2 separate regions of the Homo sapiens genome follow, and region 2 is linked to region 1. The links are chromatin loops, found by intact Hi-C in ENCODE. Cell type or tissue: HepG2. All regions are shown on one strand. Each heading gives the region's core, and the rest is flanking DNA. Links, peaks and the distances in the headings are about the cores only. Region 1 overlaps ZFX (zinc finger protein X-linked). Region 2 has its middle 74 kb from the start of SUPT20HL2.

What was found. Hi-C counts contacts between places; a loop is a spot of excess contacts. Peaks named below come from ENCODE experiments on the same cell type or tissue, not always from the same donor. Only the 100,000 strongest peaks of a DNase experiment are listed, where the experiment ranks them.
Region 2: it touches region 1 in a loop (2.4-fold over the local background); 1 of 110 quality-filtered maps calls a loop at or near these places.

The regions. Positions count from the first base shown.
Region 1 is chrX:24,181,513-24,197,653 of GRCh38, forward strand. The region is part of intron 5 of ZFX (zinc finger protein X-linked); the gene reads left to right. Among named protein-coding and RNA genes, the nearest start is that of ZFX, 40 kb to the left of the region's middle. In HepG2, for the core only: no CTCF peak of the experiment used is centred there; DNase peaks (open chromatin) are centred at 8,149 and 9,139; H3K4me3 peaks cover 2,623 bases.
Region 2 is chrX:24,232,380-24,248,520 of GRCh38, forward strand. No RefSeq gene overlaps it. Among named protein-coding and RNA genes, the nearest start is that of SUPT20HL2, 74 kb to the right of the region's middle. RefSeq lists enhancers at 2,850-2,959, 3,020-3,209, 10,352-10,431, 15,927-15,976. In HepG2, for the core only: a CTCF peak has its summit at 9,871 (motif pointing left); a DNase peak (open chromatin) is centred at 9,862; H3K4me3 peaks cover 750 bases.

The DNA.
Region 1 (16,141 bases), core at 7,048-11,047:
GTGTATTAAAAAAGAAAAAAGTTCTGGCCTTTGCTGATATTGCTGATAATGATGGGAACTTTAGGATACACTTTTATATCTTTGTGTACGTTCTATTTTATTCCTTAGAATAAATTTGTAGAAATAGAATTGATAGATCAAAGGGTGTACACATTTACAAGTTTGGTTATGCTTGAAGTTTGGTTAAATTCTCTTGGTATTTTGCCTTAATATTCCCTTCACCAAGTTGATGAGAATGTTCATTTCCCTACACTGGAACCAACACAGAGTATTATTTTTCTTTTTAGTTTTCGCCATTCTGATAGGGAAAAATACGTTACCCTGTTTCAATTTTGAATTTATTTTAGGATGATGATCCTTGTATGTGGAATAAGACTTAAGTGAGGGAGAGATTAGTGGCAGTGAACTGTTGAAATGGTTCATATATAAGATGATCTGAAGTACGTTAATAATAGTAAAGGGGACAGAGAGGTAGCTGCATTCAAGAGAGATTAGGAAGAAAAATGGATGAGATTCGATGATAGATAAAAGAGGCTAGGGGTTTGAGGAAGAAAGATAATTCAAGGATGACCCTAAGTGTTCTACCTTGGGAGATTGGATGCCTAGTCATGCCATTACCTGAAAGGAGGAGTAGGTTTGGTGGGGGAAGGTGGGGGAAGGGGGAAGATTTAGGATCTGTTACAGTTTGAATTGCTTGTTGGTGGATGTTTCTTCTAGGCAGTTGAAAATATGACTTTGGTGCTTTTGAGAGAGTTTGTTGCTAGAGGAAGAAATTTAGGACAACAGAATGTAGGCAGTATCATATATGGAAATGGATGGTAGTCTCCAGAGCATGCTTGTCGAGTGAGAGTGTCAAGTATGGCTCCTTTAGGTATTTAAGAAGTAGGCAGAAAAGAGTCCTTGAAAAATCAGGAGGTTTTGGGAAGAGAAGGAGGAGAAAAAGTATTTCCAACACTGTTAAGGATAGAGTTTCTACAAGTTATCAGCCACTGAGGAGAAAGCAGGCTTTTTTGTTTGGCATTTAGGAGGTCATTGGTATCTAAATTAGAGTAGGTTCAGTAAGGCATGGGCTATTGGAGAGGAGATGGAAGAGATGAGCTGTGATGGATTGAGAAGTTAGTGGAAGTAGAGTTAGGTGAAGCGGTTTGGATAAATTGCCATTTTGGTCAGCAAAGGGACTAAAGAGGTGGGAGTATAGCTTTTGATGGTTGCCTGGATGGCGAAAGTAAGTTGAACATGTTTATAGACTTAAGGGAAAAAAAAAATCACTGGACAGAGAGAACCTGAAGATAAAGAAAGGATGGGCTAGTGGAGCAGGTTCCAGAGAAGGGGAAGGGACTGGGGTCCAGGGCTGCAGGAGATGGCTGTTAGGTAAGTCCTGGAGAGGGAAAGTGAGTCCCCTTCTCTGAGACAGGAAGACAGTTAAGGATGAGGCCCCTTTCCAGGGACAGAAGGTAAAAGGAGTACTTGAATGTTGGGAGCTATTTTGTCTGTGAAGCAGGTTCATCTGCACATATGGAAGGACTGCAGAGGCTGGGTGGAAAGCTGAAGGATAATGGCAAAGGGTTGAAAAGCTTTAGTCTTTAGGGGATGGGCCAGTGTAGGAAGCCAAGAATTTATGAGATAGATTGCTGAACCGCATTGAGGGGCCAGCTGAGGTTAGGAGTCTATTTTATTTTATTTTATTTTTGAGATGGAGTCTCACTCTGTTGCCCAGGCTGGAGTGCAATGGCGCCATCTTGGCTTACTGCAACCTCCGCCTCCCGGGTTCAAGCGATTCTCATGCCTTGGCCTCCCGAGTAGCTGGGATTACAGGCACTCGCCACCATGCCCAGCTAATTTTTGTATTGTTTAGTAGAGACGGGGTTTCACCATGTTGCCTAGGCTGGTCTTGAACTCCTGACCTCAGGTGATCCCACCCGCCTCGGCCTCCCAAAGTGCTGGGATTACGGACGTGAGCTACCACGCCTGGCCGAAAATGCTATTTTAAAATGCAGGTTGAGCATCCTTAATCCAAAAATCCAATATCTGAAATGCTCCAGAATCCAGAACTTTCTAAGTACAGACATGACACCACAAGTGGAAAATTCCACACCTGACACTTGCTTTCTGAGGGTTCAATGTATATAAACTTTATTTCAGGCACAAAATTGTTTTAAAAAATTGTATAAAATTACCTTCAGGCTATGTGTATAAGGTGTATATGAAACACAGATAATTTTTTTTTTTTTTTTTAATTTGAGACAGTCTTGTTCTGTCTCCCAGGCTGGAGTGCAGTGGCTCCACCTCGGCTCACTGCAACCTCCACCCCGGCTCACTGCAACCTCCACCCCCTGGGTTCAAGTGATTCTCCTGCCTCAGCCTCCCGAGTAGCTGCGATTATAGGCACGTGCCACCATGCCCAGCTAATTTTTTTGTATTTTTAGTAGAGACGGGGTTTTGCCATGTTGGCCAGGCTGATCTCGATCGAACTCCTGACCTCAAGTGATCCATCTGCCTCAGCCTCCCAAAATGCTGGGATTACAGGCGTGAGCCACCATGCCTGGCTGAAACACAGATAAATTTCATGTTTAGACTTGGGTCCCATCCCTAAGATATCTCATTGTGTATATGCAAATATTGCAAAATCCACAAAAGTCTGAAACACTTCTGGTCCAAGTATTTTGGATAAGGGTTACTCAACCCTTACGACTGCCAGATTTTCTATTACAAGACCGGGCAACCCAGGACCAAGGCTAGAGAAAGCAGAGAGTTGAGTTCGTCCCAGTTTGTGAGGGGAAGAGGGCCTGGTGAAATACTGAAGAGGATAAAGCACTCTCGCTTCTCCTTGACTTCTCTCTGCACTTTCTGCCCTTTCTGTCTTCCTCAGCTTTTTTGCTAAGGAGTAAAATGCATGGTATTGGTTTGCCCTTTAACTGCGCACTATCTCTTGCCTTTACTTTCTCCTCTTTTAGGAAGTTCAGCCCTCCAAGGAAGTCATTGAAAAAAACCCAGAAGTTGCTTTAGTAACAATTTACTCAGCATATCAGGTTCTTGTATTACAGAATTTGTAATACAAGACATGTAAAATTTTACAGACTTGTAAAATTTTCATTAAAAATTTTATTTATAGTCATCTTTAGGCCCTGGGTTTCTTCTAATTTATATAGATTTTAATGTTCCTGAAAAAGTAAATATGGATGAACATAAATGGCTATTAGTGTATTTTATATATTTTAATATATGTTTTATGTATGTGTATATATTTTGATAATATAATTTCTTTCCTTTTAAAATAAAACATATCCAAACTCAAATAATGCAGAGATACATTTAAACAAATACATACACACATGAGCATTTGCGTGCACACATGTGCTATTCCCCTATTTCACTATAATGAAATGGTTGTTTTTAAGTTGGGTTTAGAGATGGTGGCCTTTAGTAGTATCTTTTGTCTTCTCTATTATTATGTTTGAGATGAAGTCTCGCTCCCTTACCCAGGCTGGGAGTGCAGTGGTGCCATCGCGGCTCACTACCACCTCTGCCTCCTGCGCTCAAGCAATCTTTCCACCTCAGCCTCCCGAGTAGTTGGGATGACAGGCATGTGCCACCACACCCGCCTAATTTTTACATTTTTTGTAGAGAGGGGGTTTTGCCATGTTGCCCAGGCTGGTCTTGAACCTGGTCTTGAACCAGCCTGGGCTTAAGCAATTTGCCCACTTCAGCCTCCCCAATTTCTTCAATTCAGGTGTGAGCCACCTTGCCCGGCCTCTACAGCCACTTTTGCACTCTTACTTCCCTCTACTTCATCATCCCCTTTCCTTTCAAAGTAATGATCATATTTTAAAATTTAATTTACTATTGGCTTTGGGATCAAACCAATTGAACACTTTAGAATTAACTAATATTTCTCTTGGCTGTGCCTCCCAGCAAAGATACTTAATGATGCATTTTATTTTAATTAATTTATTTTTGAGACAGAGTCTTGCTCTGTCGCCCAGGCTGGAGTGCAGTGGCATGATCTTGGTTCACTGCAGCTTCCACCTCCCAGGTTCAAGTGATTCTCCTGCCTCAGCCTCCTGAGTAGCTGTGACTACAGGCGCGTGCCACCACGCCTGGCTAATTTTTGTATTTTTAGTAGAGACAGGGTTTCGTCATGTTGGCCAGGCTGGTCTCAAACTCTGGCCTCAAGCGACCTGCTCACCTCGGCCTCCCGAAGTGCTAGGATTACAGGCGTGAGCCACTGCTTCCGGCCTTAATGATGCATTTTAACTTAAAACTTATATTGAGGTCGGGCACAATGGCTTATGCCTGTAATCGCAACACTTTGGGAAGCCGAGATGGGGGAGGGTCGCTTGAGCCTAGGAGTTCAGAGGTTACAGTGACCCTTGATTGCGCCACTGTACTCCAGCCTGGGCGACAGAATGAGACCCTGTTTCTTAAAAAAAAAACAACCCCTCCCAAAACCCCCCTAAAACACCTATATTGATTTCAGAAGTTAAGGATTAACAAAGGTTTTGTCGTAAGTATATAGAGGAACTATGGGCTGATTTAATCCATGATAGAGAATGTGAAGATACCATTATCGGTAGTCAACTTTAATGCTTTTCATATTATGATGAGAGATGGTAGTATTTCTGAATCTTATATTTATTAAACACTCTATCTTTAGGTCAGAAATGTGGCCAGATGTCCAAGTACTCTCTTTTCTACTCTCTTCTTTAAAAATTTCAGTAAGTTACTGGATCTGAGTGTCTAATAAACAGCTTTTACAATGTCTTTAGTATCCATCTTGGCAGGTTTCTTCCCTCTGCACGTCTCATTTAAAATGATGATGGGCCAGGTAAGGTGGCTCACACCTGTAATCCCAGCATTTTGGGAGGCTGAGGTGGGAGGATCTCGAGGGTAAGGAGTTGGAGACCAGCCTGGGCAACATGGCGAGACTCCATCTCTACTCCCCACAACCCCCCAAAAAAAAGATTAGCTGGTGTGGTGGCATGTGCCTGTGGTTCCAGCTGCTCAGGAGGCAGAGGCAGGAGGATCCCTTGAGCACAGGTGTTCGAGGTTGCAGTGAGCTGTAATCATACCATTGTACTTCCGCCCGGGTGACAGAACGAGACCCCATCTCTTAAAAAAAAATCAAAAACCAAAAAACCACACAAAACAACAATAAATGATGATGAAGCAGTCCTCATTCTTTATAATATCATGGTTGTGTATATAGACACAGATGTTCATTGTCACAGTATATAGCTACCTTTGAGGTCAGGATGACTGCCTTCTTCAGTCTTTGCAATCTAGATTTTATGATTGGCTTCTAAGTTAATTATATGTTTCTTGAGGACAGGAACTATTTACTGCATCTTTGCTGCTTATGTATCTTCCCCATCACACCGTATGTATATTAGGTATGAAATAAATATTTGTTGAATAAGTGAATATATGAATGTTATAGCTGAAAGTCCGTGTACATCATGCCTCATCCAAGGCATTAACGATAAATTTCTTCCCTACCAGTAGCTATTGTCTCTTGATAAAAATAGGTAATAGTAAATCTTCAATAAATGATATCTATGTGCCGGAATTGAAAATATAGTTAGTTTTTGAGATGAGATCTCACCGTGTTGCCCAGGCATACATACATACATACATGCCTGTAGATGTGCAGTGGCTATCTGCAGGTCTGATCATAGTGCACTGCAGCCTCGAATAATAGCTTCTCCAAGGTCACTCCCAGCAGCATTAGGGTGAGGCTTTGAAACCAGTTATGTTTTATTCCAAAGTGTCCACTCTTAATTCTCTTATTGGCCCCCCCTTTCTCTCTCTGTGTCTCTCTCTCTGTGTTTGTATGTTTGTATGTATGTGTGTATAATTTAATACTACAAAGCAGTAGAGTTCATGATAAATAGTGCTTATTGGTAGATGGGGGAGGCAAATAGAATTCCAAAGATAACTACAATTTACAATAATAATGAATTCCAAATTTCAACAATGTTAAACAATAATTTGTTGGGAGGGTTTAAGCATTTTTTTTATTTAACTCATTCTAGCAGAAGCCCAGACAGCTTCCAAACCCCATCCTGTTGTTTTTCTAACTGAAAAGTATTAATTTTTTTCAAATTTGTATTTACATGAGAAAAAGGAATCATATATACGCTATCACTTTTACTCTTGCCAGTGTTGATTTTTCTTTTGCCTTCATTCATTCAGAAAACATTTATTGATCAGCCATAATGAGCTGCGAACCTCACTAGGGGTTGGAGATAAACAGCAAAGTCCCTGGCTTTTTAAGTTCACAGTCTGGGAGGGAAGATAAACAGAAACAGGCAATTACAGTTGAGTGTAGGAAGGTATGTAAATAGATATAGAAAGTACTTTAGAAGCACTAAGAGGATGGGGCTGGGCACGGTGACTCACGCCTGCAATCCCAGCACTTTGGGAGGCCGAGGCAGGCGGATCACGAGGTCAGGAGTTTGAGACCAGCCTGACCAACATGGTGAAACCCTGTCTCTACTAAAAATACAAAAATTAGCCGGGCATGGTGGTGCGCACCTGTAATCCCAGCTACTCAGGCGGCTGAGTCAGGAGAATCGTTCGAATACGGGAGGCAGAGGTTGCAGTGAACTGAGATCATGCCACTGCACTCTAGCCACTGCACGCTGGTGACAGAGTGAGACTGTCTCAAAAAAAAAAAAAATTTTTTTTTTGGTACGCTTGAGGGAGACAAATGCTACAAAAGCGTTATAAACTGAAGTTCTATGGAAGCTCACTTGAAGATATTGACCAAGTTTATTTTATCTCCTATTCATTTTCCTCCCTCCTGTATTTTAAGCAAATTCCACATAACATTTTTTTCATAAGTATTTCAGTATTTGCTTTTCAAAGACAAGGATTAAAAAAAAACTGTTTTCAAAGCTTTAAAAAATAATTTGAGATGAACTCAATCTGAAGGGTGTATAAAATAAAATGTTCATGAGGTGGCTGAGGAGGGAAGAAAGGCAGAGAGATGTGAGACATCATTGAGTGTTCAGAGACCTATTCTTTGGGTGCTAATAATGTCTGGTGAGGAGGATGGAGGAAGTGGTGAGAAAGAAGATTGGCAAATAGGGCCCAAAACATAAAGGCTCTTGAACATAGACGCCTGCTTTACTTTTTGGACGTGGGAAGCTGTTAAAGGATTTTAGGCAGATTAATAATAACATGTTTAGATTTATAGTTTAGAAAGATAATGGCAATGTTCAGGGCAGGCGCAAGGTAAGAGCGAATTCAGAAACAAAAAGTACATTTCGGAAGGTTATTGTGGTAGTCTAGGTAAGAAACAGATGATAATAGTTTGAGATAAGTTTGTGTTTTGTTTTTTTGAGATGGAGTCTTGCTCTGTCACCCAGGCTGGAGTGCAGTGGTGCGATCTCTGCTCACTGCAAGCTCCGCCTCCTGGGTTCAAGCGATTCTACTGCCTCAGCCTCCCGAGTAGCTGGGACTACAAGTGCGTGCCACCACACCTGACTAATTTTTTGTATTTTTAGTAGAGACGGGGTTTCACTGTGTTAACCAGGATGGTCTCGATCTTCTGACCTCGTGATCCGCCTGCCTCGGCCTCCCAAAGTGCTAGGATTATAGGCGTGAGCCACCGCGCCTGGCCTGAAATAAGGTTTTATCGGTAGAATTTAGCAGAAACTGATTCATGACATATGTAGGAAGTAGAATTTGGATTAAATTTAGGGTTGAGGAAGAGGGGAGGGTTTGCAGCTCACTTCTTGGTTTCCAGCTTATGCAACTGGGCACATGGCAAAACTGTTACTAGAAGAGGAGCAGATGGACATGCTAAAGATTTATTTACAGGGTTGCTGCATACAACTACAATGTAAAGGGACTCCTGCAAATGTGTAATGAGGTGGCCCTGGTTTGCCCTGGCCATCTAGTTTAGGTATTTTGACCAGTCATTCTAATATTAGCTCCTAATTAAGCATGACTTTGGTCATAGTAGACATCCAATAAAACGTGGTTCAGGGAGCGAATAAATACATAAAGTCCAAACCCCTATGTTTAATGTATAAACCCTGAGGGTCAACACAATCTGATAGTTGATTGATTGATTCTAGGGACTGTTAGCACAGAAGAGATAGTAAAATATTTACTCTTTCATTCCATGGGCTAATTATTGGCTAGGTATGTATTTTACCATTATTTTTATGTATGTACCCTACCAGTTTTTTTAAACCAGGGAGCAAATAAATACATAAAGTCCAAACTCCTATCTTTAATGTATAAACTCTGAGGGTCAACACATCCTAATAGTTTATTGATTGATTCTAGGGACTATTAGCACAGAAGAGATAGTAAAATATTTACTCCTTTGTTCCATGGGTTAATTATTGGCTAGGTATGTATTTTATTATTTTTATGTATGTACCCTACCAATTTTTTAAAAACCATTTGATAAAACACAGGAAAAAGTTTGGAATTTGAAAACTATATATCTACATGGGAATATTTCTGAAATGTGAGAAAAGTGTTATTTACTGAACTAAGGATATTTTGGAGAAGGTGTATTGAAGATTTTTAAAATTTATTTCATTATTTTTTAATTAAATTTTTTTAGTTGCCCAGTAAAAATGGTATATATTTATGGTACACAACATGATGTTTTGAAATATGTATGTGTTGTGGAATGGCTAAGTGAAGCTAATTAACGTATATTACCTCACATTCTTATTTTTTTGTGGTGAGAACACTTAAAATCTGTTCTCAGTGATTTTCAAGTATACAGTACATTGTTATTAACTGTAGTCACCTCAAGCATCTTTTTAAAGCTTTTTCAGATAAAATTCGAAAAGTGGTTATTTTAATCCATCTAAAATTGTATCTTTACTGTAAACTGAAATTTATTTAGAAATCAACACTACAATTAATGACTTAAGAGTTTTCAGTATAATGTTCAATCTAGGTGTTGGCTAGCTTTATAACAAGAATAAAGCACTCAAATAAGGCAAAGATGTTTTAGTTTCTCCCTTCCCCTGCCAAAAACAAGGTTGGGAAAAGGTCTCTATTTTGAAAGCATTACAAGCAATTGGAGCTTCAGACTGGCCTTGTGGTTAATATTTACTGTTTATCTGCTGAAACCTAGACAAAAATGTCACCCTGCCCTTTGAACAGATATATGATTACTTTGTGAGGTAATGGGCTTGGGGAGGGAAGAGAAAAGGAGAGAGGGAGAGAGAGAACATACCTCTCCTTGCCTATCTTAGAGAAGCAACATCTGGTATATGGAAACTCAGCTTGCAGCTGAGTCAGGCAGCCTTGGATTTGGATACCAGCTCTGCTACTCATTAGCTGAATGAATTCGGGCAAGTTAACTAACCTTTTTGTTTTAGCTTCCTTATTTGTGAAATGGCAGCAATACTGCTTGACTTCCAGGGTGGTTGTGAGAATGAGAGATCCTGTCAGTCACTGCTAGCTGTTGCTGTGGTTATCATCCAGAGGCTTTCAGTCAGTAGCATCCATTGGGCTAGCAAGGCTCAATCTCGACTAGCTTCATTATGACCTTTCTGTTGTCCCATCAGGGAATTCTTCCTGGGTAAGGGCAGGTACAGGGTGGGATTGTAACAGTTATTCCTTTTTTTTCCTCCTGAATGTATAAAGAAATCAGTTATTGTTTTACTAGTTTTAGACCTATTCAACTATTTTTCATTACTTAGGTCTCTGACACCATGCTACAGATCACTCTAACTTAGGACAGGGACCTGACTGGCACTGTTCCTTTAATTCCTCGTCTACGGAATGAGGCTAATTTCACTAAACCTTTGAATCGCTCTAGGAATGTTTCAAGAATTAAAGGAGATCAGATCGTACCCAATTCTTTCAAGTCTCTTATAGGCTATATAATAAAAATAAGGTGGAATTTTAACCCCACAAAGAGGGTTCCTGAGGAGGAAGTTAAGAGAGGAAGGTCTAAGAGTGAAATTTAAATGTATTTATCTACTAAAGCATTTGCCTTCTTGACAGAATACTTCCTGCAAGTTACTCAGTCTTTTAGGTGCTCTGTTTTCACATATGTCAAGTAGAGACAGAACATCTAAGTTCTGGGGTTGTCGTCATTGATTTCATAATAAAATACAGGGAAACTACTTACCATAGTGCCTGGGACATAATAGTTGCTCAGATATCCTTTTAGGAGGAAATACCCATCTTTGATATCTTCATTGGATTTTTTTTTTTTTCCGAGATGGAGTCTTGTTCTGTCCCCCCAGGCTGGAGTGCAGTGGTGCGATCTTGACTCACTGCAACCTCCATCTCCTGGGTACAAGCGATTCTCCTTCCTCAGCCTCCCGAGTAGCTGGGATTACAGGTGTGCGCTACCACACCCAGCTAATTTTTGTATTTTTAGTAGAGATGGGGGTTTGCCATGTTGGCCAGGCTGGTCTCAAACTCCCGATCTCAGGTGATCCACCCATCTTGGCCTCCCAAAGTGTTGGGATTACAGGTGTGAGCCACCAAGCCCGGCCTTCATTGAGTATTAAATAGCCATCCACACAGGGACCCTGAGGATGTTGAATAATATCAAGTCTATCCTACAGTTTTTCTTTTGATTGGATTTTGGGGTTAGAGGTTTAAAAAACATTCTGGTAATTAGGTAGTAAGACTATTAGACTTGCCATAGTAAGTTAGAATAGGCTCATTGTTCACAGAACCTAATTTTATCTTAGCAATAGTGAGGTGTATGGTAAGGAAAGGCCTGGTTTCCCTCATTGACATCAGTCCCAAGATCACAGGTGTGAATCTTGTTAAAACTTTAGAAAAGATTTGTGTATTCATACTGCCCCTTGAGGTAACTTACTTAGGAAGTAAAATCATCTTTATTTTTCTCTCAGATTAGCCTGTTTAAAGATTTATCAGGTGTCTGGAAGGCTGGGATTTAGTGAATGAATTTATGTCTACCTTGTGAGTATTGGCCGTAGGTTTATTGACTTCAAGTTTAATTAGAGTTTGAGACTGATTGTGTCCTCATGGCATAGATTTTCCCTCTTGTTTGTGCCTCCTAGATAATTTCAGTTGTTCTCAAGACGAGCACAAGATCTTTTCAATCTTTATTGAAATGTGGCAATCAGTGTTGCAGTGTTAAGATTTTGAAGCCTGGCACAATGGCTCACACCTGTAATCCCAGCATTTTTGGAGGCTGAGGCGGGAGGATCACTTGAGCCCAGGAGTTCAAACTAGACTTGACAACATCGGGAGACCCCATCTCTAGAAACAATTAAAAAAAGAAAATAGCTAGGTGTGGTGGCACATGCCTAGGAGGCTGAGGTGGGAGGGTTGCTTGAGCCCAGAAGGTCAGGGCCACAGTGAGCCATGATTGTGCACTGCATTCCAGCCCGGGTGACAGAGCGAGACCCTGTCTCAAAAAAAAAAAAAAAAAGATTTTATTGGAGCTTATTTTAATGACTGTTTAATGACTTCTCTTTTCTGGGTTTTATTTAAGAGATCATTTCTTATCTTTCAGGTCTTGTTGTTTCTTTTATACTTCCAAAGGCTTAGTACTTCCATGTTATGCCCTTCTAGTGTCATTAGCAGACACTAGTATATTGGTTTAAAGATGTAAAACCAGATGGGCCATTGAAAACATGTTCACACAAAAACTTCTGCACATTCATAGCAGTATTATTCACATTAGCCAAAAAGTGATGACAACCTTGATGTTCATCAGCTGATGAATGGATAACTGAAATGTGGTATATCCATACAATGGGATATCATTCAGTCATAAAAAGGAATTAAGTTTTGTTGAATGCTGCAATATGGATGAACCTCGAAAGCGTTATGCTTAGTGAAAGAAGCCAGGCGAAAAAGACCACATGTTGTATGATTCCATCTATGTGAAATGTCTAGAAGAGGCAGAGCCATAGAGAAAGTAGAGAAGTGGTTTCCAGGAGATTGGGGGAAGAATGAGTTGGGCCTGACTGCTAATGGGTATGGTGTTTCTTTATGGGGAATTAGAAGGGTGCTGATGGTTGCACCACAGTGAATGTACTAAAAATCACTTAATTGTACACTTTAAAATGGATAATTTTGTTATGTAAACTATATCTCAATAATGATAAAAGCCAAATGGGCCAAGCAACAATCCCCTAGAGCCTTTATTATTAGCTTTTCTATTTACTAAAGGTCCCAAATTAGCTTTTCCTCTTTAAGCAATTACTTTTTTCAGTAAAATATCTTCAGGTATCATGAGGGATGTTTAAAAAAGGAGAGGTGATAGTTGTGGAATTGTGGCAAAAGCTTTTAATTTAGTTTTTAAAATTATTGTTTTTTAATTATAAAATACACCTACAATTTACCATCTTAACAATTTTTTAAGTATACAGTTCAGTGGCATTAAGTGCATTTACACTGTTGAGCAACCATCAGTATCATCCATCCCCAGAACTCTTCATCTTGCAAAACAAACTCTCTATATCCATTAAACACTAACTCCCCGATCCCCTCCTTTCAGCCCCTGGCAGCCACCCTTTTACTTTCTGTCTCTTAGGAATTCGACTACCCTAGCTACCTCTTATAAGTGGGATCATACAGTATTTTTTCCTTTTGTGGCTGGCTTATTTCACCTAGCATGATTTTTCAAGATTTATTCATGTTGTAGCTTGTGTCAGAATTTCCTTCCTTTTTAAGGCTAAATAGGATTCCATTGTATGGATAGACCATATTGTGTTTATCCAGTGAAAAACTATTTTAAAGCAGTAATCCTTTGCCTTACCTACCCTTTGTTCTTCCTGGCTTACCCTTCTCCCCCCCACCAAAGCAACTGTAGCAGGTCCTGGAATAACACGTTATTTCCTTATAATGTTGATGAGAAAGAAAATCGACTTTCTGTTGGGGCCACTGTCCCTGTGGCGTTTGCACATTCTCCTCATGTCCATGTGGGTTTCCTCCCACATCCCAAAGCTGTGCACATTAGGTTTATTGGCATGTCTACACTGTCCCAATGTGAGTGAGCATGCCCTGTGATGGTTCCTGCCTGGTACCCTGAGCTGCTGGAGAGGCTCCTACACCCATGACCCTGATCTAGAATCACTGGGCAAATAATTATCTTGTTTTTACTACTCTTTCTTAAATATATGTGTAGCCCACATTTATTTCCATGTTTAATGCTACAAGTGTTTTAGACTATATTTAGAAGTTTGGTGATGTTTTTGTGACCAGAAATGTGCCATAGGAACTTAACTCTTGTTTATATCAATTAGCCTACAGTAAAAAATTTTTTTTTTTTTTTTTTGAGGCAGAGTCTCACCCTGTCACCCCAGCTGGAGTGCAGTGGTGCTATCTCGGGTTACTGCAATCTCCACCTCCCTAGTTCAAGCAATTCTCCTGCCTCAGCCCCCCAAGTAGCTGGGACTACACGCATGCACCACCCTGCCCGGCTAATTTTTGTATTTTTAGTAGAGATGGGGGTTTCACCATGTTGGCGAGGCTGATCTCGAACTCCTGACCTCAAGTGATCCTCCCACATTGGCCTCCCAAAGTGCTGGGATTACAGGCGTGAGCCACTGCACCCGGCCAAAAAACTGCTTTTGTTATATACTACGTTGTTTGGCTGAAAGTCACAATTTCCGAGAACCTACCAATGACATTACGTGAGGACTTACACTGTACTTCTCTTTCAGCTATTTCTAATGGTACTTATCTATATGATTGTAAATAATACGCTTTCTTGATTTTTTTTTGAGACGGTGTCTCGTTCTGCACCCAGGCTGGAGTGCAGTGGCGTGATCTTGGCTCACTGAACCTCTGCCTCCCAGGTTCAAGCAATTGTCCCTGCCTCAGTCTCCTGAGTACCTGGGATTACAGGTGCCTGCCACCGTGCCAATTTTTTTTTTTTTTTGAGATGGAGTCTCGCTCTGTTGCCCAGGCTGGAGTGCAGTGGCGCGATCTCGGCTCACTGCAAGCTCCGCCTCCCGGGTTCACGCCATTCTCCTGCCTCAGCCTCCTGACTAGTTGGGACTACAGATGCCCACCACCACGCCTGGCTAACTTTTTTTGTATTTTTAGTAGAGACGGGGTTTCACCATGTTAGTCAGGATGGTCTCGGATCTCCTGACCTCATGATCCGCCCGCCTCGGCCTCCCAAAGTGCTGGGATTATAGGCGTGAGCCACCATGCCCGGCGTGCCCGGCTAATTTTTGTAGTTCTAGTAGAGACGTTTCACGATGTTTTGCCATGTTGGCCAGGCTGGTCTCTTGTGATCTGCCCACCTTGGCTTCCCAAAGTGTTGGGATTACAGGCATGAGCCACCACGCCCGGCCACTTTCTTGATTTTTATTACTTCTGTTTTATATGTTCTTTCTTCACGTCCTGTTGTGATAGCTGACAATTTTGCTCACTTTTGTTCTCACCTCCCTTTCCCGTGACTTTTCATGATAAGTGTGTTACAATTTTTGGTTCTTTGCCTTTTAGAATTTAAGTAATACATTAACATCTTTATTTCTTGTTCCATCAAATGTGGACAGTATCTTTTGACTCCTCCTTTTTAAGATGAGGATATCAGTGCCTTTGCCCTCCACTTTCCTTGAGCTGTTCAGCCTACCTTCCAATCTATGTTTACTTTGTATTGTTGAGGCTGATCCATCTAAGTTTATTTTTTTTGAGATGGAGTTTTGCTCGTTACCCAGGTTGGAGTGCAGTGGCGTGATCTCAGCTTACCACAACCTCTGCCTCCCGGGTTCAGGCGATTCTCCTGCCTCAGTCTCCCGAGTAGCTGGGATTACAGGAATGCACCAACACGCCCGGCTAATTTTTCTATTTTTAGTAGAGACGGGGTTTCTCCATGTTGGTCAGGCTGGTCTCGAACTCCTCACCTCAGGTGATCCACCTTCCTTGGCCTCCCAAAGTGCTGGGATTACAGGCATGAGCCACTGCGCCCAGCCAATCCATGTATGTTCTATAACCATTAGCCTTCCAATAAAGTAGAAAATCAGTACTCAGTGCTTACATTATTTTGATTGTGAAAATATCATTTGCAGCATAACCATTGATCACTTTGATTACATTTTTGCATACAGCTTTTTTCCCCTAGAAATTTTAATTGTCTCCTTTCCCCCTTGTATTACCTTTTTTTTTCTTTTGGGAGACAGGATCTTGCTCTGTTGCCCAGGCTAGAGTGCAGTGGTGTGATCATGGCTCACTGCTGCAACCTTGGACTCCTGGGCTCAAACAGTCCTCCTGCCTCAGCCTCCTGTGGAGCTGGGACTGCAGGCATGTGCTACCACACCCAGCTAATTTATTTTATTTGTAGAGATGGGGTCTCACTATGTTGTCCAGGCTGGTCTCAAACTTCTCGCTTAAGTGATCCTCCCACCTTGGCCTCCCAAAGTGTTGGGATTACAGGTGTGAGCCACCATGTTTGGCTGTAGGTTGGTTTGTTTGTTTGTTTATGCATTGTATTTTCATGCATGGGAGCCCTTTGAATTTGGAGATTTCCTCTAATAGTAGCCACTAGCCACATATTTGGCTAAATAAAGTTGTTAAAATGAATTAAACATACAGTTCCTGCGTTGCACCAGTCACAGTTCAAGTACTCAATAGCTACATGTGGCTAGTGCAGAGCATTTCCTTCATCAAAGAAAGTTCTGTTGGTTAGCACTGATCTGCAGGCTCAGTGAAATTGCAAACAATATGATGTCTTTTTAAAAACTTGAGACAGGCCAGGTGTGGTGGCTTGTACCTGTAATCCCAGCGCTGTAGGAAATGGAAGTGGAAGGATTGCTTGAGGCCAGGAGTTCGAGGCCAGCCTGGGCAACACAGATCCCATCTCTACCAAAACAAAAACATTTATTTATCATATATTACAAGGCAATAGGGGCAGTTAGAGTAGAAATTGACAAAATTCAGAAAGAAGCTGAAGAGAAAAAAATATGATCAAGGTAAAAGCCACCAGAGAAGCAACAATAAGAAAAAATGTATCTTAGCATATAGCCAAGGACAGAGGGATTGGGCTTTAAGAAATCACAAAATGAAATTGTAAGAAAATAAAATTGTGAAAATGCTTATGGAGAAGGAGGATAGATATGGAGAAAGATAAAGGATACAAACACACATAAGTGAAATTCCAGAAGAGAACAACTAATGAACTAGAAAAATATTTATAATGGGAGATTTTTTTCCTGAG
Region 2 (16,141 bases), core at 7,802-11,801, 52 kb after region 1:
TTTTCTAACTTTTCTTGGACATTTTTGTCTTTGTCTCTTTTGTTCCCCTTTTGCACTTTTTTTTTTTGAGATGGAGTTTTGCTCTTATTGCCCAGGGTGGAGTGCAATGGCGTGATCTTGGCTCACTGCAACCTCCGCCTCCCAGGTTCAAGTGATTCTCCTGCCTCAGCCTCCCAAGTAGCTGGGATTACAGGCATGTACCACCATGCCTGGCTAATTTTGTATATTTAGTAAAGATGGGGTTTCACTATGTTGGTCAGGTTGGTCTTGAACTCCAAAACTTCAGGTGATCCACCCATCTCGGCCTCCCAAAGTTCTGCAATTACAGGTGTGAGCCACCGTGCCCAGCCTGCACTGTGTTTTTAAAAATCACTCAGAAAAATTTTTTCTCCAGCTAGAGTTTTTTGATATTCAATTTTTAATTTTCTAATCTTTCACTGGTTTGTTTCTTCACAGCCAGTTCTTGTTTTATGAATGTGATCACCTCTTTAATCTTTCTCCAGATATTAATTATAATGGATTTTAAGTCATCTTCTGTTTTCCATATATACCCCTAATAATTTTAATGTAAATCAAGACCATATGTAATCCATTTATTGCAAGGCATCCATCCAAAGAAATCTAGGTCAGCAGCTAAAATTCATGACAAGTAATTTGCAGCATTTTGTTTCTTGAGAAGAGCCAAAGAGGAAATGTATTTTTAATGCCTAACATCTTAAATATTTCTTCTCCCCAAATATACCCTACACCTCTGGCAATAGAGCTCTGAAAATCTCTCCAACTAGCACTTTTCAGCCCTACCCAAGTCCCCTCTAATATCTAGTCCATACAGCTTCTATTTTTTCCCTTTTGCCCATCTTTTTCCAACTTGGAATCTCTGATACCTTCAAATAGATCTTAAACATCTTATCTAGTTTTTTTGAGACAGGGTCTGTCACCAAGGCTGGAGTGTAGTGGCATGATCATGGCTCACTGCAACCTCTGCCTCCTGGGCTCAAGCGATCCTCCCATCTCAGCCTCCCAGGTCACTGGGAATACAGACGTGCACCACCACGCCCGGCTTTTTTTGCCATGTTGCCTAGTCTGGTCTCGAACTCCTGGGCTCAAGTGATCTGCCTGCCTCAGCCTCCCAACCAAAGTGCTGAGACTACAGGCATGAGCCACCGTGCCTGGCCTTATTTCCTTTTTTTTTTTTAATTTCTCCTTGTGGGTTCTCTACAACAAAGGAAACCTAGGAGCTGTAACATGAAGAATTTTCCTCCCTTAGAAAATGAAGATAGTGAGGGAAGATTGTGAATTTTTGTCCCTGTTAGGCTTTTCCCAAGGAAGTATTTGAAAGTCTCTCTAAACAGAATCCTGGTATTTTATGGTAGCACCCAGAGACAACTTTTCTTCCAGTTCAATCTTTATCCTTTTCCTTTTGGGGTGAATTTAATTACTTATTTTTTGAAATCCTGGAGGTCCTGCCAGGTCGAGCTTGACTCAATCATGATTCCTTCTCACAAACTTCAGAGCCAGGGAGTGGCAGACACGCCACAGTTTCTGCCCTACATAATATGAAAAGGAGGATATGCTCACCAAGCGGTTATCTTTGTGTTTGTAGACTGCTGCTGCATGACCTTCTTTCTTTGCGGCTTGAAGCAAACCCAGGACACACAGAGCCTCCCAATGTTTGGAGCTAGCCCTTTAGCTTTCATTTTGCATGTGTCTGGGTTTCCAAAATGCCAGGGTTATGAGTAGCCAAAAACTCAGTGCTACCCAGTTTTTTTTTTTTTTTGAGATGGAGTCTTGCTCTGTTGCCCAGGCTGGAGTGCAGTGGCATGATCTCAGCTTACTGCAACCTCTGCCTCCTGGATTCAAGCAATTCTTCTGCCTCAGCATCCTGAGTAGCTGGGATTACAGGCACGCACCACCACACCTGGCTAACTTTTGTATTTTTAGTAGAGGCAGGGTTTCACCATGTTGGTCAGGCTGGTCTCAAATTCTTATCTCATGATCTGCCCGCCTCGGCCTCCCAAAGTGCTGGGATTACAGGTGTGAGCTACCGCATCCGACCTGTGCTACCCCACTTCTAACTCATTCTGTTCAGCTGAAAGCAAACTAGTGGGTACAGTCTTGTAACTGAACTTTTGGGAGGGGGGCCCTATTCAGGTTTCAGACTTTGCTCATGCAAAGCACTGGCATCTTGCTCATCCTGGGTACATCTTGTATTTGGAATCACTTCTCTCACACAGATCTCCACCAGAATCCTCCATCTGAGCTTTATCATGTGATATGGTTTGGCTGTGTCCCCACCCAAATCTCATCTTGATTTGTAGCTCCCATAATTCCCACGTGTTGTCGGAGGGACATAATTGGAGATAATTGAATCACGGGGGCAGTTTCCCCCATACTGTTCTCATGGTAGTGAATAAGTCTTATGAGATCTGATGGTTTTGTAAGGGGAAACCCCTTTTGCTTGGCTCTCATTTCTCTCGTCTGCTGCCATGTAAGATGTGCCTTTCACCTTCTGCCATGATTGTGGAACTGTGAGTCCATTAAACCTCTTTTTCTTTATAAATTACCCAGTCTCGGGTATGTCTTTATCAGCAGGGGAAAACAGACTAATACATCATGTAAACTTGCTTTTGGAGAACAGATATGGTAACCTTTTCCTCTCCCTCAGATCAGCTACACCAACTATGAGAATTCTGAAGATTATGATGAAGTCCATGATAACTGAATACATCTTGAGTATAAATTAGGATTACAGGCCCTTCATCTACATCAGAGGTTCTTAGCTCTAGCTACATGCTAGACTCACCTGGGATCCTTTCAAAGTTCCTCTTTGCAGGACTCAGGCCAGGCCAATTGAAGGTGAATCTCTTGGGAGGAGGGCAGGCATCAGTATAAAAAGCTCCCCAGATGACTCTGTGCAGCCGAGGTTGAGAGCTGCTGCTCCTGGCGCCTCTGGCCCTTCTAGCCTTGCTGGCTTCTTCCCCAGTAGATGCCTGCTGTGATTGTTGTTCCAATCTGAAGAAACAGAGGTGCCCTTTCTCCTTTCTCACCAACCTGTGCTGATAAATTGGGCCTGTGAATTTCAGTAGTTGTCCATTCTGCTATTCTCTCTAGGGGTATAAAGCAGCCCTCAAAAACCAAAACCAAAACCAAAACCAATTTTGGTGACCTAAGGTTCATGAACAACTCTCACACTGGAGTCACTTAATTGATGTTCACTTCTTGGGGCTTCCACCTGTTTACTATTTCATTGGCACCTCTAATCACAGATCAAGCCTTCTGATCTGGTACCTTAAGAGGTACTTCTTACTAATTTGTTTCTGGTAAGCCTATGTTGTCACAAGCCTCACAGAGGCTACTAAGTCCCAGGGAGCTGATAGCATTGGTGGAGCCCAATAGGACCCTGAGTGAGTGCAGGCATATTGGTCATGGATCCCCTGTCCCCATCCAGAAGCAACTTCAATTTCTTAAGAAACTGGCCATCTTGCAAGGGTGGCTCACAACTGTAATCCCAGCACTTTGGGAGGCCAAGGCAGACGGATCACTTGAGATCAGGATTTTGAGACCAGCCTGGGCAACATAGTGAAACCCTATCTCTACTAAAAATACAAAAATTAGCCAGGTGTGGTGGTACACACCTGTGGTCCACCTAATTGGGAGGCTGAGGTGGGAGGATCACTTGACCCCAGAAAGTCAAGGCTGCAGTGAGCCTGGATCATGCGGCTGTACTCCAGCCTGGGTGACAGAAAGATACTATGACTCAAAAAAATAAAAATAAGGGGCAAGGCGCAGTGGCTCAAGCCTGTAATCCCAGCACTTTGGGAGGCCGAGGTGGGCAGATCACGAGGTCAGGAGATCGAGATCATCCTGGCTAACACGGTGAAACCCCGTCTCTACTAAAAATACAAAAAATTAGCTGGGCATGGTGGCGGGCACCTGTAGTCCCAGCTACTCAGGAGGCTGAGGCAGGAGAATGGTGTGAACCCGGGAGGCGGAGCTTGCAGTGAGCCGAGATCGTGCCACTGCACTCCAGCCTGGGCGACAGAGCGAGACTCCGTCTCAAAAAAAATAAATAAATAAAAATAAATAAATAAGAATAAGACCGGGTGTGGTGTGGCTCACACCTGTAATCTCAGCACTTTGGGAGGCCGAGGAGGGCGAATCACCTTGAGGTCAGGAGTTTGAGACTAGCCTGACCAACATGGTGAAACCCCGTCTATACTAAAAATACAAAAAATAAATTAGCTGGTCATGGTGGCACAAGCCTATAATCCCAGCTACTTGGGAGGCTGAGGAAGGAGAATCGCTTGAACACAGGAGGCAGAGGTTGCAGTGAGCTGAGATCTCACCACTGCACTCCAGCCTTAGTGACAGAGTGAGACTCCATCAAAAAAAACAATAAAAATAAAAAATTTGGTCATTGGTGGAGATTAGGTTTTACTTTTATTTATTTTTTGAGACAGAGTCTCGCTCTGTCGCCCAGGCTGGAGTGCAGTGGTGCGATCTCGGCTCACTGCAAGCTCCACCTCCCGGGTTCACGCCATTCTCCTGCCTCAGCCTCCCGAGTAGCTGGGACTACAGGCGCCCACCACCATGCCCGGCTAATTTTTTGTATTTTTAGTAGAGACGGGGTTTCACCGTGTTAGCCAGGATGGTCTCAATCTCCTGCCCTCATGATCCGCCCACCTCGGCCTCCCAAAGTGCTGGGATTACAGGCGTGAGCCACCGCGCCCAACTGAGATTAGGTGTTAAAAAGACAATGGATTTTCTCGATTTGGTAGACTTACATAATATCACGTATGTTTGGTTTTCTCTCTGGTATATACAATTCAAACAGCATATTCTCACCAGATGTACCACTCTGATACCAGACTTCACAATGTCTCTCTCTTGGGCTATCTGGGGTTAATGTCAGAATTATCATGGCTTGGAGCTGGGCAGCTCCTATTTTTTGACATCATTGTTGGTGAAACATGGTGAAAATGTTTTCTGGTTCAGGTTTAGCATGAAAGGTTTTTTTTTTTTTTTTTTGTTAAAATAAGGCAGGGTCTCACTGTTTCGCCCAGGCTAGAGTGCAGTGGTGAGATCACGGCTAACCACAGCCTTGACCTCCTGGGTTCAAGCAATCTGCCTGCCTCAGCCTCCCAAGTAGCTGGGACTACAGGTGTGCACCACCATGCCCGGCTAATTTTTTATTATTTTGCTTACAGAGGTGGAGTTTCACCATGTTTCCCAGGCTGGTCTCGAACTCCTGGGCTCAAGTGATCCTCCTGCCTCAGCCTCTCAAAGTGTTGGGATTACAGGTGTGAGCCACGACACCCAGCCAGCATGCAACTTTTAATCTGAAGTCCATCTGAATATCAGACCTTAAACCCCAAAGATGGTTTACAGCACTCCAAATATAACCCAGGCCCTATGCCCCTTGCTTTGCTGGAGAAGGGACAGGACAGTCAAGAACTATCCCCTGCATGACCTTTTCCTGTCTTTGTCTTCTACTTGGGAAAAAGCAAAGTATTCTGGGTGATTAGAGAGGTAAAACGTGTAGCATGCCCACACCCTCAGCCAAGGAAACATACGAAGTTGGTTATTTCCTTCATCTTCTGTGCCATATGGAGTCTAAAGATCTTGGAAGGTTGGCCCTTATCCATTCAACTCATCTTATGTACCTGTGTCCGGTCCTTCAGTCAGTAGAGAGTGACCTCCTTGAACCATTTCCTTCCCATCTTTGTCCCTTTCCCCATATTCCTTAGTCTTTTTATCTGTTATCCTCTTTCATCTTCCTGTCTCCTCTTCTGTCATGGACTGTCAGTTACATTGTAGCCCATCCACTTTCCCTCTTGGATAGAGGTGAGGGGGAGAAACCTTTAGGGTCCTGAAGGTGGAAGTCGACAGTGGAAGAGTTCATCGTGATGCCGTGACTTGTGGGTGAAATAGTTATAAAGCAATCAGACATTTCTGTGAAGGAGAACTTCCTGTTGGTGTATATTTTGAACTTAATTATGCTGAAAGAGTTCGTGTCTCCTTCTCAACATTTAATTAGTTTTTTTTTTTTGAGATGGGGTCTCACTATATTAAGCCCAGGCTGTTTCAAACCCCTGGCCTCAAGTAATCCTCCCATCTTGGCCTCCCAAAATGCTGGGATTACAGGTGTGATCAGTTACGTTTTTAAAAAGCCCTCTTATCACCCCTAACTTGGGATGTGGCAGGCTCCTTGAGGTGGAGTGGAAAGAAAAAAAACACACAAAACTATCTCTCCATAAGCTGTTCCTTGTGTTGGTTGAGCTTGGTGCCTGTCTTTCGTGGCAATGGATTTCTTCAGGTGTCCTGTGGTTTTTGTCTGTGTGCTCCTTTTGCTGTGTGAGATCTTCTGCTTTTGCGGCTACGGATGCTGGCTCTGATGGAGAAGCTTGTTTTGAGGATTATGGGGTTGAGTGGAGTGGGGCTGCCTTTGTCACTTGGGGAATGGTGGCCCCGGGGGCAGTTTTAGGCAAAGAGTAAGCACAAGCCCTTAGAGAAAATGGGAGAGAGGAGAGGGGGCGAAGAGGGGGCTGAGCGGGGGCGGAGGTGGGAGGGTAGGGAAAGGGAGAGAAAGAGGGAGAGAAAGAGAGAGAATATTCCACATGTAGTCTTCAAATTAACCACCTGGAAGATTGTCCCATGACCCCTGCACACTCCATCTATTGCTCCCCAATTTTTCCAGTCTCCTTCCTCAGTTTCCTCTTGGGTTTGTTCTCACCTTCTGTTTTTCCTTCAAGAGTTCCTCAAATCTTTTGGTTTATAGTGTTTGGCTTTCTAGTGGTATTATACATAAATAATTAAAAAATTTTTTTCCTGTGATTTCAGTCATTTGGAAGGGATTTAGGTGCATGTGATCCATTTGAAATTTGTATCTAAATGCCAGGAGGCTGCCTTGGAAGGGCGCAAGCTCCCCACCGTGACAGGCTTCTGTGTTTAAGTAGAAGGAAGAAGGAGAATATTTAAGTATGTGACAGGGAATTACTCCACGTTGATGAATTTCAAAAAATGTTCACTGTGACCTGTAAGAAGAAATACATTTTACATAGATGTTCATTCATGATACAGGTAACTGAGACAAGAGTTTCATTAAACAATGTTTACCCTATGTGTAAGGCATCGTGAATTTTTTTTTTTTTTTTTTTTGAGATAGAGTCCCACTCTGTTGCCCAGGCTGGAGTGCAGTGGTACAGTCTCGGCTCACTACAGCCTCTGCCTCCCGGGTTCAAGCGACTCTCTTGCCTCAGCCTCCCGAGTAGCTGGGGACTATAGGCACCTGCCACTACACCAGGCTCATTTTTTTTATTTTTAATAGAGACGGTTTCACCATGTTGGCCAAGCTGGTCTTGAACTCCTGACCTCAGGTGATCCACCTGCCTCGGCCTCCCAAAGTGCTGGGATTAGGGATTACAGTCATGAGCCACCGCGCCCAGTCTGATTTTTTCTGAGTCAGGGTCTCCTCTGTCGCCCAGGCTGGAGTGCAGTTGGATAATTATAGCTCACTGCAGCCTCCGCCTCCCAGGCACAAATGATCCTCCTACCTCAGCCACCTCAGCCTCCTGAGTAGCTGGAATTACAGGTGTACACCATCATGCCTGGCTAATTTTTATATTTTTTTTGTAGAGACAAGGTTTCCCCATGTTGCCCAGGCTGGTCTCGAACTCTTGAGCTCAAGTGACCCACCCGCCTTGGCCTAAGTGCTGGGATTACAAGCATGAGACACTGTGCCTGGCCACATTGTGATTTTTCTATTGTATTTCATGAAGACATTCATTTATCTAAATATGGCACTAAAAGCACAAGAAACAAAAGAAAAAATAGATAAATTGAACTTCATCTAAATTAAAAGCTTGCATGTTTCAGGGGACATTATCAAGAAAGTGAAAAGATGGGGGAAAGTTTTGAAAATCATACATATGATGAGGGTTTAATATCCAAAAAATATAAAGAACTCCTACAACTCAAGTACAAGCAAACGACCCAATTTTTAAATGGGCAAAAGACTTAAATAGACATTTCTCCAAAGAAGACTTAGACATGGACCAAAAGCACATGAAAAGATGCTCAACGTCATTAGTCATTAGGTAAATGCAAATTAAAACCACAATGAGATGTTACTTCATACCCACCAGGATGGTTATTATAAAAAAATGGAAATAACAAGTGTTATGGGGATACAGAGAAATTGGAACCCTTGTATATTGCTGGTAGGAATGTAAAACGTTGCAGCTGCTGTGGAAAACAGTATGGTGGTTTTTAAAAAGTTAAACATAGAATTACCATATGATCCGGCCTGGCTCACACCTGTAATCCCAGCACTTTGGGAGGCCAAGGTGGGCAGATCATTTGAGGTCAGGAGTTCGAGACCAGCCTGGCCAACATGGTGAAACTGCGTCTCTACTAAAAATACAAAAATCAGCCGAGCGTGGCGGTGCATACCTGTAGTCCCAGCTACTTGGGAGGCTGAGGCAGGAGAATCGCTTGAACCCAGGAGGTGGAGATTGCAGTGAGCCGAGATCATGCCACTGCACTCCAGCCTAGGCAACAGAGTGAAGACTGTCTCAAAAAAAAAAAAAAAAAAAATTACCATATGATCCAATACTTCCAATCTGAGGTATATACCCCAAAGAATTGAAAACAGGAACTAAAGTTCTGATACATGTTACAACATGAATGAACCTTGAAAATGTTGTGTTAAATGAAACATACCAGATGTAAAAGGACAAATAATATATTATCCACTTATATGAAACATCTGGAATAGGCAAATTCATAGAGGCAGAAGGATAGAGGTTACCAGGGGCTGGGGAGAGAAAGAATGGGAAACTATTGCCTATGCTACAGTTTTTGCTTGGGATGATGAAAAAGCTCTAGAAATAGATAGTGGTGATATTTAAACAACTTTTTTTTTTTTTTTTTTTTGAGATGAAGTCTTACTCTGTTGCCCAGGCTGGAGTGCAGTGGCGCTATCTCGGCTCACTGCAACCTCTGCCTCCAGGGTTCAAGCGATTCTCCCACCTCAGACTCCTGAGTAGCTGGGATTACAGGCACCCTCCATTGTGCCTGGCTAATTTTTGTAGAGACAGGGTTTCACCATGTTGGCCAGGCTGGTCTTGAACTCCTGACCTCAGGTGATCCACCCGCCTTGGCCTCCCAAAGTGCTGGGATTACAGGCGTGAGCCACCGCATCTGATCTAAACAACATTTTAAATATACATAATGCCACAGAATTGTACACTTAAAGTGATTACAATGATATATTTTAGGATATGTACATTTTACCATTTACCAAGAAATATTGTGATATAAATTTACTTATCAAAATCCACCAAGTTATTTTGATCCACGAATAAGTCACATACAATAGGTAGAAAAGCACTGCTAGATTATCTTTAATAACAACCTAGATATTTTAGCCATATGAAGAAAGGTTTAAAAGTTATGAATTGGTACATTGTGAATGGCGCAGCCACGTTTTTTTGAAGTATATTTTGTTAGGCACAAATGATCACATGTTGAATTTATCAGTTGTGATGCTAACTTAAGGGACCCTTAGTGTAGAATGACTGTTCTCTTAGTAAAACATCCTGGCTTGCGTGCAAAAACCTTACATGTCGTTATAATTTGCCACCATACGTGTCAAAATCTGCAAGAAAATTTGAAAATCATCTAAATCACTTAGAATGGTAACAGAACGGAAATTAATCATAATTTTTTAAAGAACAATTGCATAATACGCAAAAATTCCCTATTAACAAGAATATTTGATTGGCTGCTTAAATCTTTATTACCAGAGTTTGTTGTGTTAGGTGCTATTCTCAAGGGGCTGGGGACCCTTGTTCACAGTGATGGGTGCCACCTACTGGATATACTAATATTTTCTCTGACAACATCAGAAATTCTCTTTCAGGACTCTTTTGGAAGCGAGTATTCCCTCCCTTCCCTTCCCCCTATCCCACTCCCACTAGCCCCATGTTAACACAGCTGGAACGGAACACAGAATTCCCATGAGGCTATGACAGGCAGCTTCTGACCTGGATCCCCTGAGTGTGGGCTACACTAGTGACTTGCTTCTAATGAACAGAATAGGACAAAAATGATGGGATGTCCCATCTGAGATTAGGTTACAAAACACCGTGACCTTTTTTTTTTTTTTTTTTTTTTTGAGACATGGTCGTGCTCTGTCGCTGAGTCTGGAGTGCAGTGGCATGGTCACAGCTCACTGCAGCCTCAACCTCCCGGGCTCAAGCCATCCTCCCTAATAGCTGGGACTATAGGCACATGCCACCACTCCCAGCTCATTTTTGTATTTTTTTGTGAAGACAGGGTTTTGCCATGTTGGCCAGGCTGGTCTCAAACTCTGGTCCTCAAGTGATCCGCCCACCTCGGCTTTCCAAAGTGCTGGGATTACAGGCATGAGCTACCACGCCTGGCCAAGACTGTGGCTTCTGTCTTGATTGCAAACTGTCTCTGATGCCTCTTGCGTGCTTGTTCTGAGGAAGCCAGCTACCATGCTGTCAACCACCCCATGCAGAGGTTCACATGGCCAGGAACTGAGAACAGCTTCTGGCCAACAACCAGCAAGAAACTGACGCCCTCAGGGGAACCAAGGCCCTTAGTCCAACAGCTTGTGAGAAACGGAATCTGGCCAACAACCACGTGAGTGAATTTGCAAACAGATCCTTCCCTTGTGAAACCTTTAGATGAGCCAGTAGCCCCGGTGAACATTCTGATTGCAGCCCTGGGAGAGACCCTGATTCCTGCAGCATAGAAACTGTGAGAAAAGAAATGTGTCGTTTTGAGCCATTACGTTTTAGGATAATTTGTTATGCAGCAGTAGGTAACTAATTCAGGGGCCCAAACTAATTCTGATGGATTTTCAAAAGCTTTAGAAGTTTCCTGTTTGAATTTGGCTTCATAAGCCTCAGTAAAAACTTTCTACTGTGCTTGCTCGTTTAGCCTGTTAGACCTTGTGTTCCCAGGGGAAAACTTTTGGACGCTTCTGGGGCCACTCAGTCTGTAGTCCTGCAAAGATGTCACAAAAGGTAAATCTTGATCATATACCATGTGAATGAGTGTTCGAAGGTTAGGTACACTTTCCAGAGGAACATGTATTTTTTTTTTTAATCATTAATTTTCTGTTGCAAGAGTATAACATGAATACACTCTCCTTATGAAAATAAGTACGTTATAAATAGAGTCCTCTTTGACAGTAACTCAATCTAGGTCCCTCTCCTCCCCACCTGTCCCCACCCTCAGTTATGAGTTTGGAGTAAATCTTTCCAGACCTAAAAAAAAAAAATTACATAAACACATGTGTTTGTTTTTGCAACAATGATACTCTCCTTCCATATCATTCACTTTTTTCATTACTCACTTTTTTCCACTCAACCATCTCATTCAGTTTTGAAATCCCTGTTGCTACATGTGGATCTAGTTAATTCTTAGCTATAAAAAAATGAAAACTTATTTTCCCACTGATGACTTATAGGTTGTTTCTAGATTTTCATTTTTTCCACACGATGCTACAGTGAACACCGCCTGCTTGTCCATGTCAGAGTGTCCTTTTCTAGGGAAGACACCTAAGACAGGAAATGTTGGGGAGGGGAGGGGAAATCATGTGAACATTTTAAAGACTTAGACACACTCCCAAATTGCTCACCAAAATGACCGTGCCAATTTATACTTCCTGCAGTAATGAAATTGCCTGTTTGCCCCAATCTTTGCCAAAATGTCATATTTTCCAATCTGGCAGGTGAAAATGATTTCTTGTTGTTTTAGTTTGCATTCCCCTGGTTATTAGTGAGGCTGACAATCTTTTCATATATTAATTGGCAGGTCCTCTCCCTTTTTACAGGGCTCCTATGAGAGGAGTTGTGTGTGTCTGTGTGGGGGTGTGGGGGTGGGGATTGGATTTGAGCCTTGGTGCCAACTACTTGGGGGAGTTGCATACCAGTTCTGAGAACATGAGCTGCCATTGCTGATGGCACTGGAGGAGACTGTGAGAAACTGAGATCACAGACAGCCTCTCCCTCTGGGGTGAGGAGGAGCCACTGCTTTCAGCAAGGTCACCAATCTAAAGAGAGCCACTGGGGTTATGCAGTCCACAAAGTGCTTGCTCACACCCACTGTGTGAAGGCAATGACAACAGGGTTAGGACATTGGCTGGACTGATGGCCTCCAATCAGTGCAAAATCAAAATAGGTTGCTGTTGCACCATGGGGGTAGGACAGAGGATGGCTGGAACTCAGGGGGCGTCCCTAGGTAACAGTTAATGGAATACCACTGAATACCCAAACAGGCAGGACTAACAAGGGCATGGACCCTCAGGAAGTAAAGCTTGGATCACCTCACACCAGCAAGGGAAGAGGAATTTGGATTGCATGAGAGAGGACAGGAGCCTCATAGCTACTTGCAAACACAAAGACTGTTGCTGATCCTCGAATTTTCTTCCTTGCCAAATATATATGTTCATAAACAATTTCTCATCTCTTTGGCTCCTTTTTCCTCAATGTGGATAAACTTGCTATTTAGACCATAGGTTACAGAATTGTGATGAAATTAGAAGAGGCAGAGGTCTGATCCAAAGATCTTTATCTTGGAGGTAGGTGCAGAAATGGAAGAGACTTTGGTGTGTCTCTCTTTGGGAAATGTGAGTCCACTTTCCGTTGTAAGAGGAAAAAATCACATTATTTTAGGCAACAGAATTTTGGAAAGTTTATCTATGGGAAGCTATGTCCAAAGGGATGGACTATTCCGTGGGGGAAGGCGGTACCACCCACATCCATTCATCCTTCCTGACAGCACGCATGATCACCTCTGGCCAGTTCCCTAGGTGTGCACCATCTTGGTGGAATGATAAATCGAGGATCTAGCAGAACTCTCACTACAGAAATGAAGAGGCCCCTGAAGGCAACATCTTCCAGATTCTTCCTCTAATCTCTTCAACAGAGCCAAGGTGCCAGCATGTTGCCGAAAGTATGTGAGGGTGACTCACTCCTCCGGAACTTTTAATCCTTTAATCCTAAACGGAGTGAAGCAAGTCTATTCATTCCAGAGGCAGTGCTGGGAAAGACTGTCAAACCATGGAGACTTTCTGGAACTCCCTGATTCTGTTTTGTTCCATTGGATGAATCTACTACAATTTATTTTTCTCTATCGACATCTGGGGCTATCTCGAATACTGCTGCTAGGAACATTCTTACACTTCTCTTTTGGTGCACATGCTCACACATTTTTCTTGGGCACGTACCCAGGAGTAAAACTGATGGGCTGTAGTTGTAAGATTGCAACATGCATTTTAGATTTGTTGAAGTCTAATGTTAACTGGCATTTTTGCCTACTTCCCAGACAATGCAAGGACTCTAGAACACTTCATTTATACCCTCTCCTGACCTATATGCCATTATAGCTGTGTATATTAAGCCTCCCAAGACATTATTTTCATTGTATTTTATAGTCAGTATTAATTTAGAATGGCCCACATATTTACAATTTCAGTTGCTCTTCATTCCTTCCTGCAAATACAAACTTTCATCTGGGATCAACTTCTTCCTGCCTGAAGGATACCTTTTAGTATTTCCTTTAAGGAAGTTTGTCAGCCTTTTGTCTGAAAATATTTTTATTTCACCTTCAATTTTGAAGGTTATTTCCAATTAATATATAATTTGGGATAGGCAGTTATTTTCTCTCAACATTTTGAAGATCTCATTTTAGTTTCTTCAAACTTGTTCTGTTGGGAAGCTAGCTGTCCTATTGCTCCTTTGAAGGCAATTGCCTTTGTGTGTGTGTGTGTGTGTCTGTGTCTTAAGATTTTGTTTCTTCGTTTTTAGCAATTTGACTATGATGTACCTAGCTGTGGTTTTATTTGTATTTATCCTGCTTTAGATTAATATTGATACTTAAATATATGGCTCATATGTTTCATTTGTTTTAGAAAATTGTGAGCTGTTATCTCCAAAATATTGCCTTTGTTCCAACTTATCTCTTCTTTCCTGCTGGAACTCCAATTACCCTTTTGTTAGATCTAGTCATTGTAACCTATGTTTCTTACCCTGTTTTCTTCTTTTTTTCCTTCTGTACTTTGTCATGGATTTTTTTCTCCCCATCTATCTTCCAGTTCATCAATTATTTTGTTAGCTGTGCATAATATACTGTTAAACCCATTGATCAAGTCAATTTCTGTTACCGTATTTTTTTTTGTTTTCAATTTTCATTTGGTTCTTCTTTTCCTAGTTTCTAATTTTTTGCCAAACTTAAAATCTTTTTTTTTTTTTTTTTTTTTTTTTTTTTTTTTTTTTTTTTTTTTGAGATAGAGTCTCCCTCTGTTGCCTAGGCTGAAGTGCAGTGGCGTGATATCAGCTCATTGCAACCGCTGCCTCCCGGGCTTAAGTGATTCTCCTGCCTCAGCCTCCCGAGTAGCTGGGACTACATGCGTGCACCACCACGCCTGGCTAATTTGTGTGTTTTTAATAGAGGGGAGGTTTCACCATGTTGGCCAGGCTGGTCTCAAACTCCTGACCTCAAGTGATCCACCTGCCTCGGCCTCCCAAAGTACTGGGATTACAGGCGTGAGCCACCGTGCCCGGCCTAAATATTTTAAGTCTTTGGACATATTAACCACAGTAATTTTTAAATTGAAATCTAATAACCTCATCTGAATCTCTGTGGTTCTACTTCTGTTGTCTAGTTTTCTTCTTTTTCTCATTTTTTCTCACCCTCTCGAGTAGCTGGGATTACAGGCGGGTACCACCACACCCAGCTAATTTTTCTATTTTTAGTAGAGGCGGGGTTTCACCATGTTGGCCAGGCTGGTCTTGAACTCCTGACCTCAGGTAATCCACCCACCTTGGCCTCCTGAAGTGCTGGGATTACAGGTGTGAGCCAACACGCCCGGCCTTCTCCTTTATTCTTGAAGGACATTTTCACTAAGTATAGATTGTTATTGTTATTTTTCTTTGTGCTCATTGAAATTATGTTTTATTTTTGTCAAAAAGTCCACTGTTTCTTCTTTGTAGGTAATATATCTTTCATGACTATTTTTAAATTTTTATTTTTGAAGACTTTTTCTTCAGTTTTGATGCGATGTGTTAGGTATGGATTTTAGAAAGTCCTATTTGTGATGCATTGGGCTTCTGGAATATACGGATCAATGTCTTTTATCTCAGCTTCCGTCACTTGCAAATATGCCTCTACCTAATTCTTGCTCTCTCTTTTCCTTCTGGAACTCCAACTACATGTATGTTAGACTTCTCACATTATTTCCCATGTTAGCTTCTCTTTGTATTTTGTTTTTGTCTGTATGCTAAATTCTGGATAATGTTTTCTGAACCATCTTCCAACTGGCTATTCTTTCTTCATCTCTATGTTATTTACTGTTAAACCTATCCACTGAATTTTCAATTTTGCTTACTGAGTGTTTTTTTATTTCTAGAAGGTCTATTTTGTTTTTCCAAGTATTTGGGGTCATCTTTTTATACAAAAGTATGTTTGTTTTTCCAAGTTTTGGGGTCATCTTTTTTTTAACAAAGTAAACTTGATTTTAGAGTAGTTTATTTTATTTTTGAGATGGAGTCTCGCTCTGTTGCCCAGGCTGGAGTGCAGTGGGATGATCTTGGCTCACTGCAACCTCTGCCTCCAGGGTTCAAGCAATTCTCCTGCCTCAGCTTCCCAAGAAGCTGAGATTACAGGCATGTGCTCCTATACCCAGCTAATTTCTGTATTTTCAGTAGAGATGGGGATTTCACCATGTTGGCCAGGCTGGTCTCAAAGTCCTGACCTCAAGTGATCCACCAACCTTGGCCTCCCAAAGACAACAGTTTCGGACTGACAGAAAAGTTGCAAAGATAGTACAGAAAGTTCAAGCTGCAAAGATAGTACAGAGAGTTCCCATATACCCTGCCTTCAGTCTTGCCTATTGTTAACATCTTACATTATGGTACATTTGTTGCAACTAATAAGCCAATACTGATATTATTAAATTCCTGACTTTATTCATATTTCATTAGCTTCCCGCAACGTCTTTTCTGCGTTCCAGGATCCCTCCCAGATATGTTATGTATAGTCATCACATCTTCTTAGCCTCCTCTGGACTGCGACGGTTCCTTACACTTCACCTGTTTTTGGTGAC